Linked DNA regions of Homo sapiens: region 1 is linked to region 2. The links are chromatin contacts, found by Hi-C or POLR2A ChIA-PET in ENCODE. All regions are on one chromosome and are shown on one strand. Each heading gives the region's core, a stretch centred on a gene start or an enhancer-like site at or near the end of the contact. The rest is flanking DNA. Distances are from core to core; before and after follow the strand shown.

Region 1 (4,612 bases), core at 717-3,216, 1.1 Mb before region 2:
GGTGATGCTGACCAGACAGAGCTGATCTAGATGAGGGGTGGGAGGTGACAGTGGTTCAGTGGCTTTCTTGGAGGATGCATGATTGTTTGAATTATTATTTTTAATTGACATATATAAGTATATAATAAATATATATGTTATATATATGAGTTAGAGCTGAATTGCACAATATGAGCAAGGCGTTCCTCTCAGCTTCAAAACCAGCTCTGGGTTGTAAACAAGCTACCACTTCCTCAATCCCTCTGAAATAACATCAAAGTTGGGGTGCAGGATGAAGGCACCCCAATAATACCACACTGGGGAAAGTGTGGTATTTTGATACCTGTATACAATGTATAATGAACAAAGCAGGGTGGTTAACATAGAGAATGCATGATTTGCTTGGTGGGGAGAACTGGATGGTTCTGTAATTATGTTGAGATGGACAGAAAGACATCATCTGACTTGGGGAGAAAATCGGGTGTGGGAGGAGGTGGGAGAGTGCAGAACCTGAGGCAGAGGTCCCCAGCAAGTCTGGCATGGGGTAGGGTAGGGTGGTTGAATACTGGCTTCAGGGAGATGAGGCAAGCTGGCCTGACTCTGGCAGGTTGTCAGTGGTAGTCCTAGGTAGAGGAGGGGGCTTTGCTAAGCTACCTGAAAAGTACTAGAGTGGGCCGGGGTAGGAATCGGGCTACCGTGGCTTGTCGGAGATGAGGAATGTTTTTAGAAAATTGAACTGACCATCCCTTCCTTCCCCTGAACAGCAGCTTGTATGCAACTATAAAGGTAGTCTCCCTTTCAGCCCTGCTTGCTGTGTCTTTATTCTTATCAAAAACCAGGATCTGAGTTCAGAGGGCAGTGAAACATAAAATGAAATAGGAAAGGTTGCAGTAGTACATAGACTTTGGCTGCTCCCACTAACCTGCAAAAAAAATATTTTCCTTGGGCGTACCTTAGCAGTTCCATGGCAGAAGTTTTATCTCCTGTGGTTCAGAGAGTTTGGCTCGTCAAGCTGAATGTAGGGTTAAAGTGTGTCCTCCCTCCTCTGTGGGTGTTTGCCTAGCTCCTGGCTGTGGGTTGAAGGGACTGGTAAATATGTCTATTTTACTGCTGAGGCAGGGTGGCTCAGTGCTTGGTCACCTTGGAGGGATCATAAGCAAGCCGCCGCTGGGGCCCTGTGCCACGCACAGGTATTCATGCGTGCGTGCAAGCACACCCTGTATAGCTGTGTAATAATTGTCCAGGTGTGGTGCATTCTTTGTCAGATGTACCCTTGTTTTTACTGCCTCTGTGCAGGATGTTTATTTGCTGTGCTTCAGGCTGGGGCACGTAGCTTGATCAAGGGTAGTTTTTGCTGTGGCCCCTGCAAATACGTTGTGGTGCCCAGAGTAGATGAAAAACTGTGAGTTTCCCAATAGAGCGGGTTCATCTGGACTCTTGTTGGTTGCGTTCTAGGAGCTAATTCTGTGGCTCTGGACTCTTCCCTGGAGGTGGGGATGAGGCCGGGGCCGGGGGGAGGTGGTCTTGTGGCGCTACTGCGGGCTGTGCACTCAGGAAAGTGGCCACGGTTTAGGACGACCTCGACACGACCCTGTATAGGACGCAACTAACTCCAGAGAAAACGAGCGAGCCCCATGCAACTCTTCATTCCTGCAGGGAGAACAAGGAGGTGTGCCCGCCAGGGAAGGGACGCACCCCCACCGGCGCTCGCTGCCTTAACTTCCCCATCCCCGCGCCAGGGAGGGGCCGGAGTCGCCGCCGAGGCCGCCGAGCGCAGAAAGTGCGCGAAAGGGACGCGCTGCGAGCCTCACACGTGACGGCGCCGCGCCGAACCGAGCGGGACCTGGCGGCAGCGGCGGCGGGCGCAGCGGGGCGGCCCGGAGCGGCGCGGGCGGCCTGGAGCCCCGGGAGCGGCGCGCGCGGTCCCGGCCCAGCGGCTCTCCTGGCCTCGCGCTGCACATTCTCTCCTGGCGGCGGCGCCACCTGCAGTAGCGTTCGCCCGAACATGGCGACACGGAGCAGCAGGAGGGAGTCGCGACTCCCGTTCCTATTCACCCTGGTCGCACTGCTGCCGCCCGGAGCTCTCTGCGAAGTCTGGACGCAGAGGCTGCACGGCGGCAGCGCGCCCTTGCCCCAGGACCGGGGCTTCCTCGTGGTGCAGGGCGACCCGCGCGAGCTGCGGCTGTGGGCGCGCGGGGATGCCAGGGGGGCGAGCCGCGCGGACGAGAAGCCGCTCCGGAGGAAACGGAGCGCTGCCCTGCAGCCCGAGCCCATCAAGGTGTACGGACAGGTGAGCAGTTTTGCAACCCGCCTCCCTCCAGTTTTTTCCTCTCCCTGCACTTCCTCACCCCCGCATCCATCCGTTGCAGTCGCCTCCTAGGTGCAGGCACCACTGGGGACTTCCCGGCTTGCATTTGTTTTTTTCCTTCACGAGTACAACCGTCAGCACTTGAATCGCATTGATCTTTCCTTCTTCCTGTCGATTTAGTAAACGTATTCCAGGTAACTCGCCGGGTGCAGTGCGTATTACCCCAGGGTGTGTGCAGAGAGATGTAGTTTCCGGCAGGTATAGGAGGGGTGCAGCTTCATTTTACATCTGGATAAAAAACGGGCTTTCTTTAGTGTATCATCAGTTGGCAGTGGAGGCGAGCACCCTGCAGTTGCGGTACACTTACACAGAACAGCACGAGGTGGGGGTTTCCACACTTAGCATTATTAGCACAATAAAAGTGGGCAAACCTGAAAGCTTGTCGACTATCTCTGTACAGTCAGACAAGAGGTGTGTGTATGTGTGTGCGTGTGTAAAGGCTGAATTTTTAATTTTTAATTTTTGGCGAGCGTGTGAGATGCTCTCCATTCCTTCTTCCCCACCCTTCAAGATGCTGACTCTCCCACCCCCGTCAAGATAACTTTATTTTGGAGAGGAATACCCCTCATGGCACTTGGAGATTTGAAAGGACTGCAGGAAATTTGGTGGGCATTATTATTCTATAAGTGATTTATTTCTACCCAGGCAATAGGTTTATTAGATCATAAGTAACGTGAATTTCACTTTTATGGTCAGACTTACTGCGAGGAATTGCAGATGGAGTTTGTAGGTTAGGATCAGCACTGGCAAAATTAATTTGACCGTGTTATTGCCTCATGAGACTCCCAGTCCTGCAGTTAAGATTGACATCAGCAAAAGTATAAGGTCGGTGGGGGAGAAAAAGTAGGACCAGAGGAGGGGGTAAATACACTTGTTTTCTAGAGTCAAATTGTTCCTTTTGAAGTAGAAATTATTAATAAAAGATTACCCTGAGTTCTGCCTTTTCTCACTAATTTCACTTTAGCCATTTCTTCAGGAAATACAGAGTTAAATGTTCAACCCTTGGATCCAGGACGAACCTTGTAAACATATCACCCTATTGTGTCATTTTGTTGGTGAAGAAACTGAAGCGTGGAATGGTGAAGTGACTAGTCCAAGGTCATACCGGGAAGGTGGCCTGCTCTCTAGTTTTTGTCTGCATTGTCTCAGTGACCTTTGCTTGACTGCAGTCACCCTGTCTTTATGCAATGCTGCTGAAATACCTCCTTTCTAAAATAAAATAGATCTGGTATAAAGGGGGAAAGGATGGTGGTGACTGGGTGGGAGCGTTGGATTTCCCTCCACTATTGGTCCCTGGGCAAGAATGTGTGCCCCAGGGCATGTAACTAATGGTGGCCACAGGCTGCAGGAACCTGCATGCTCAGTTCCTCTTGGGCCCAGATCCTTGTCCCCCTGTCCCCACCCCATATGACAAATATGTGTATGAACAAAAAGAAGTCATCAAGGTCCTTGCTCTTAACAGCGACACCAGCATGGGGCTGATGGAGGGTGGGAGAAGGAGGAGGAGTGGCCCACTTCTTCATTGGGCCTCCGCAGTCAGCCCAGCTCTGCTGTGCTCTTGAATCAGCATTCTGGGAACTGGGAGTTGGGGGCTGGTGGGAGACAATCCCTCCCAGTGCTCAGGTCCCCTGAAGCTATAGTTTAGGTTGAGGAAAAAGTTTTCTGGTTTCAAAAATATGTGTACATGTGCCATTTCTTTCTTGGGTTTGGTTTATGAAAAGCTCCAGGGGATGTGGGGCAGGTTGGACATGAACTCTGTTCTCACTGGGAGTGACTCCCAAACCCTGGGCTTTTGAGTTTCTGGGCCAGCCAGATTGAGTTTGGTTCAGCTGAAGGATGGAGAACTAGCAGTCAAACTCATAATGAGGAATTCCTAACCGGAGGGTGAGGGTACAAGGGTGAGATTTTTCTTCTCTGTGGCTGCCTTCCTATGCCATTGTTGCCTCTTGCTCTGAGGTTAATAAGAAGTGGAATTAATTTGAATCTGTAAGGATTTGAGTCAGATAAAAGGAAGAACTTCCCTGTACTGGGCTTTCTGCCACAAGTTCTATCTGGTGCAGACCCTTCAGAATGCAAGCACAGGTTGGTGACTGAAGGGGTTTGAGGTGCCCCTCTTGGAACTCTGGAGTAACTAACATCTATTTGGAATGATCTTTCTAGCAAGGATGACCATTGCCTCTGTGTTTCCCTGGGGCAGACCTGGTTTCTAAGTTGTCTCTGGTGGTTATGAATAGCACCCCCTTCACTCTCAAAAGTGTCAAGATG
Region 2 (4,516 bases), core at 1,234-3,733:
TATGAGAGTGCAGATATTTCTTCGACATACTGCTTTTATTGCCTTTGATGGCAGATGGAGGATTGCTGGATCATATGGTAGTTCTATTTTAAAATTTTTTTTAGAAAACGTCATGCTGTTTTCCATAATAACAGTACTAATTTAAATTCTCACCAATAGTGTACAAGAGTTTTCTTTTCTCCACATCACACCAACGCATGTTACCTTTTGTTTTTTTATTATAGCCATCCTAACAGGTGTAAAAATGGCTCAGATATCTCATTGCCATAAATGCATTATTGTCCACTTCATTAACATGTGACTTTAAGAACCAGCATTTTTTTATTTTCAGAATGACTAAAGGTCATCATATGTACACAGAGCTTTATCTTTATGAGACCTGGACCTACAAGGATATGTAATGTATAATACAACATAATAGACTAAGAAATTCCCTTTATATTTAACTATGGATATAGTTAAGTATGAAACTTCCTTAATATTTAAATTTTTAATACTGGTTCTAAAATCAGCACTCTTGTACCTGGTCAGCTCAAAATACTATTATTTATTTATTTTTGTTTGTTTTAATAAAATAATGAAGAATATCAATGAAAAATGTCCAAATACATGGAAATAAATTGAGTAAAAAGAATAAATCCAGTAATTAGTCTGGGAGTACAAAGCAGGGTTGATTTCATTACATAATCATTTCCAAAGGGAACTAGCTGTCTTCCTTTTGAATCTTGATTAAAGGTGTGCATAGGAAGGATATTCTACTCCATGTTCCTTGGGGATTTCTTTCCATGATCTGGTTTCCCTTGAGTAGTTGGTATGATTAACTGGGCTGGTTTCTTTTATAATTGTCCTGAAGCGCTTTGCATTTTGCAAAACTGCTTCGCAATTGTTTTTTTCTCAGGATGTACTTAAAAATGAATCCATTAGGTGTAGCGGGCAAGCACAGCTCAGGGAGGTGTTGTTAGCAAAGCCAGAATAAAATCACAGAAAGTCTTCCCATTTTTTTAGGGTGCTCAAAGTGCTTTTCTCAAAATATTTGCATTTCCAAAACTCAAATATGTCCAGAAGAACGGTGAACTTAGCTTTTCCTCTTTGGATTTAGGATAGAGTTGTCAGATAAAATACAGGATGTCCAGTTAAATTTGAATTTCAGATAAACAATGAGTATTTTTTTAGTATAATTAGGCCCCATGTAATACTAGAAATTCTAATAGTTCTGCATTTTATTTGCTAAATCTGGGAATCTTAACTTAGGAAGATAATGTTACTCACCCCAGAGCTGTATGAACTTTGGGCAAGGAACTTAATGGATTGAAATCTCCTCATCTCTAAAAATAAAATGTTGTACTACAAAAATTGCAAGTGCATTTTATTTCTAATTCAGCTATGATACAACATCTTTTCATCATGCAAGATTTATCTAGAGGTATAATTACGGGTCATGCAAAGAGTGCCCCATTTGGAGTAAGAAGGATCTGAGTTTGATCCCACCATTAATTAACTATGTGATCTTAGGCAATCAAATTCTTGAAATCTCGGATTCTTTATCTACAAAAATGGGGATAAGGTACTCATTATAAGGGTCAAATTAGTTGATGTGTATAGAAGTGTTTTGGACCTATGTGAAGTCATAAGCAGATTATGACTTACTAGGAAGAAGTTACTCTCAAGCAATGTAAAATGAGTTATTAGCTAAGTTGCATGGTCAGAGATCCGTTCTCCTGTATGACTCAAACCAAGTTTTCAAGCTCAGGTAAGTTCTTAAAAAGGTACCCACAAGTAGTCATTTTACTATCTTTGCTCTTTGTATTTTAGGAGACTTACGGTTCAAGCGTCAGCTCTACACCTCGGTTTCTTCAAATAGCAAATGAGCAAAAATAATACCCACTGCACACATGTATCATGAGAGCTGAGTGTGAAAACATAGAAAACACCTGGCACACAGAGTTTCTCACTAGAAATATCAGTTCCTGCTCTTCTCTATGGTTCTCTTGGATGCCTCAGTTGAAGCCTGCTCTGGGTACAGACCACTGGTGAGTGGGTGTGTTTAAGGCGCGGGCCTCTGTTTCCATTCCCCTTTTCTATGTAGCAGTTCTGTTGTCAGAGCCCAGCAGGACTAGGAAGGCCTCTTCCAATCTCCAGATCTCCCTCTATGAGGGAGCCTGAGATGCCTAACATGTTTTGTATCTTCTGATCTCTAGGGACTCAGAAGACAATAATAACCTTCCCTACCTCAACCAGATTCAAACCAGAAAGTGGCAAGAGAAAAGTCGCCTTGACCCAAAGGGGCATCCAGCCTCTCCCATTTCAGACGCAGGATAATGCAATCCAGACCACATGAAATTTCCCGTATTTGAAGACTGCCTCAGCCCTCTTTGCACCAGGCTTTCCAGCCTCTCTCCCTCTTGCCTCAGACTAAGCTCTCCCTCAACCACATTGTGTGACCAGGCCAATCCTTGGAGACAGAGAGATGTCTGCACTAGGGAACTTCCAAGCTGCCCAGGGGATGATGAATTCACCCCTGGCAGAAGCCAACTTGGAAACGGCATCACGGTGCTTTGTGAACATATCTATGGTGCAACAGTGACCTCCAGTGGCTGAGCCAGGAGGCAACCACTGCCCACACTGTCTCAGGCAACCCTGTCCTCCCGGAGGCTAGCGTACAGGATGATAAGCTCTTCTTGGAACCACTTCCCAGAACACCTATGCACAATATCTTAAAAAAAAAAAAAAAAAAAAAAAAAAAAAAAAAAAAGAGAGAGAGAGCAAAAACATAAGCCCAGAGTTACTCACCAATTGAATCCGACCATGTCACTCCACCACTTAGAAAACGTATGTGGTTAGTAGTCCCTCTATTGATCACAGAATAAAGTCTAAAGTTCTTAGTACCACAGACAGAGTTCTTTAGGATCTGGGTATGACTACCTGTCATTTCCTACAATGTCCTCTTTCATTAATACACACCAGACTTTCCCCTAGTCTCTAAATGGCCTGCTCTATTTTAAGTTGAGCAGTAGAGGGTCCTCTATTTAAATGACCTTCTTCACTTTTCTACTGGTACAATTTTCTTTTCTTTTTTCTTTTCTTTTCTTTCGTGTGTGTGTGTGTGTGTGTGTGTGTGTGTGTGTGTGTCTGTGTGTGTTTGTCAGGGTCTTGCTCTGTCACCAAGGCTGGAGTGTAGTGGCACAATCAAAACTCACTGCAGCCTTGACCTCCTGGGCTCAAGTGATCCTCCCACCTCAGCCTCCTCAATAGCTGGGACGATAGGTGTGCACCACAATACCTGCCTAACTTTTTAAAATCCTTTTTCTTTGGAAGGGTTTCATGTCAAAAATTGCCATCTTAGTGACACTTTCAGTATTATCTCTCCTTACCACTGTAGAATTAATTTTGTTTTCAAAACATACAGCAAGTGGAGTTAAAAACAATCCATTTATTTATTCAAAAAACAATAATAAGACATCTATTATAATGCCAGTCATTGTCCTGGATAGTCAGGATAACAGATAAAAGAGGCATGCTTTCTGACCTCAGAATGCATATAGACTAGTGGAGAATACATAGAGAAATCATTGCCATAAAGTATAGCAAGGAGCTATGTGCAAATTACACAACTGGCTTAAGAATGGAGGTCATCCCTTCAGCCTGTGCAAAAGGCAATTAGAGATCCTGCCCCAACAGTGAGAGGCATTGTCTGGGTCTTGAAGGAGTAGGAGTTAGCCAGGCACTGTAATCCCAGCCACTAGGGAGGTTGAGGCAAGAGGATTGCTTGAGGCCAGTTCTAGATCAGTCTGAACAACATAGCAAGACCCCCATCTCTACAAAAAAATTAAAAATTAGCCCAGTGTGGGGACGAGCACCTGTAGTCCCAGCTACTTGGGAGGCTGAGGCAGGAGGATTGCTTGAGCTCAGGAGTTTGAGGCTGCAGTAAGCTATGATCAAGCCACTGCGCTCCAGCCTGGGTGACTGAGCAAGGCACCATCTCAAGGGGGAAGAAATAAAGGAGCCAGGAAGATAGGATAATTTTAAAAGGGAAAGAAGAAATGAAGCATATTTGAGGCATCAAGTAACTTACACAGAAGCACGAATGTGTTGGAACAAGGGAGTAATCCATCATGGTTGGCACATGCTGCACAGCAGAGAGATATAGAGCTAGAATGCAGACTGGGATCAGAAGGCAGGATCAAGAGTGTAAAATGTTGGTTATGGGAATGAGGAGTCATTAAAGGCTCTTGAATGAAAGCACTATTTAGAAGGAATACGCTGGCACAACTAGCAATAGCACATAAGGAAAGCAAAAAGAAATCAAAATTAGGTTTCTTCCTGTTCTTGGTACTCAGAGTCACTGGGGTGTCAGTCCAATCTAATCTGAGAGGCTAAAGTAAGGTCAGTGAGTGGGTAAACAGACAGGTCAGGCACAGGACATAAACGGAGAAGACCTAAAACACAAGAAGAGCAGTCACTTGGTGTGTAGTTGTGAATAGAAACAAATGCCAAGGCCAGGCACAGTGGCTCACAC

The links. A loop is a pair of places that touch in the nucleus more often than their neighbours do. ChIA-PET counts read pairs that join two places held with the same protein, here RNA polymerase II (POLR2A). Pooled maps may share reads with other maps.
Region 1: a loop to region 2 is called in a map of MCF 10A, with 10 times the contacts of the local background. The contact joins the promoter of SORL1 here to the enhancer-like site in region 2. A Hi-C loop is called at or near these places in 2 of 168 maps with a recorded cell type or tissue (MCF 10A and PC-3) and 6 of 50 pooled maps. POLR2A ChIA-PET finds 5 or more read pairs at or near these places in 1 of 52 experiments (A673).

The regions. Positions count from the first base shown.
Region 1 is chr11:121,450,348-121,454,959 of GRCh38, forward strand. SORL1 (sortilin related receptor 1) reads left to right here and starts at 1,967. Exons shown (of 48, transcript NM_003105.6): 1 at 1,967-2,269. The coding sequence starts at 1,985. SORL1-AS1 (SORL1 antisense RNA 1) reads right to left here and starts at 2,620. Exons shown (of 3, transcript NR_183636.1): 1 at 2,328-2,620. RefSeq lists enhancers at 924-983, 2,374-2,563, 2,574-2,623, 2,664-2,733, 2,754-2,803 and silencers at 1,854-1,903, 2,034-2,083, 3,928-3,977.
Region 2 is chr11:122,503,353-122,507,868 of GRCh38, forward strand. No RefSeq gene overlaps it. Among named protein-coding and RNA genes, the nearest start is that of TRK-TTT2-1, 54 kb to the right of the region's middle. RefSeq lists a silencer at 2,480-2,539. Within about 2 kb of position 2,484, at least 3 of the 41 ENCODE cell types and tissues checked have a DNase peak (open chromatin) inside an H3K27ac peak, as active enhancers do.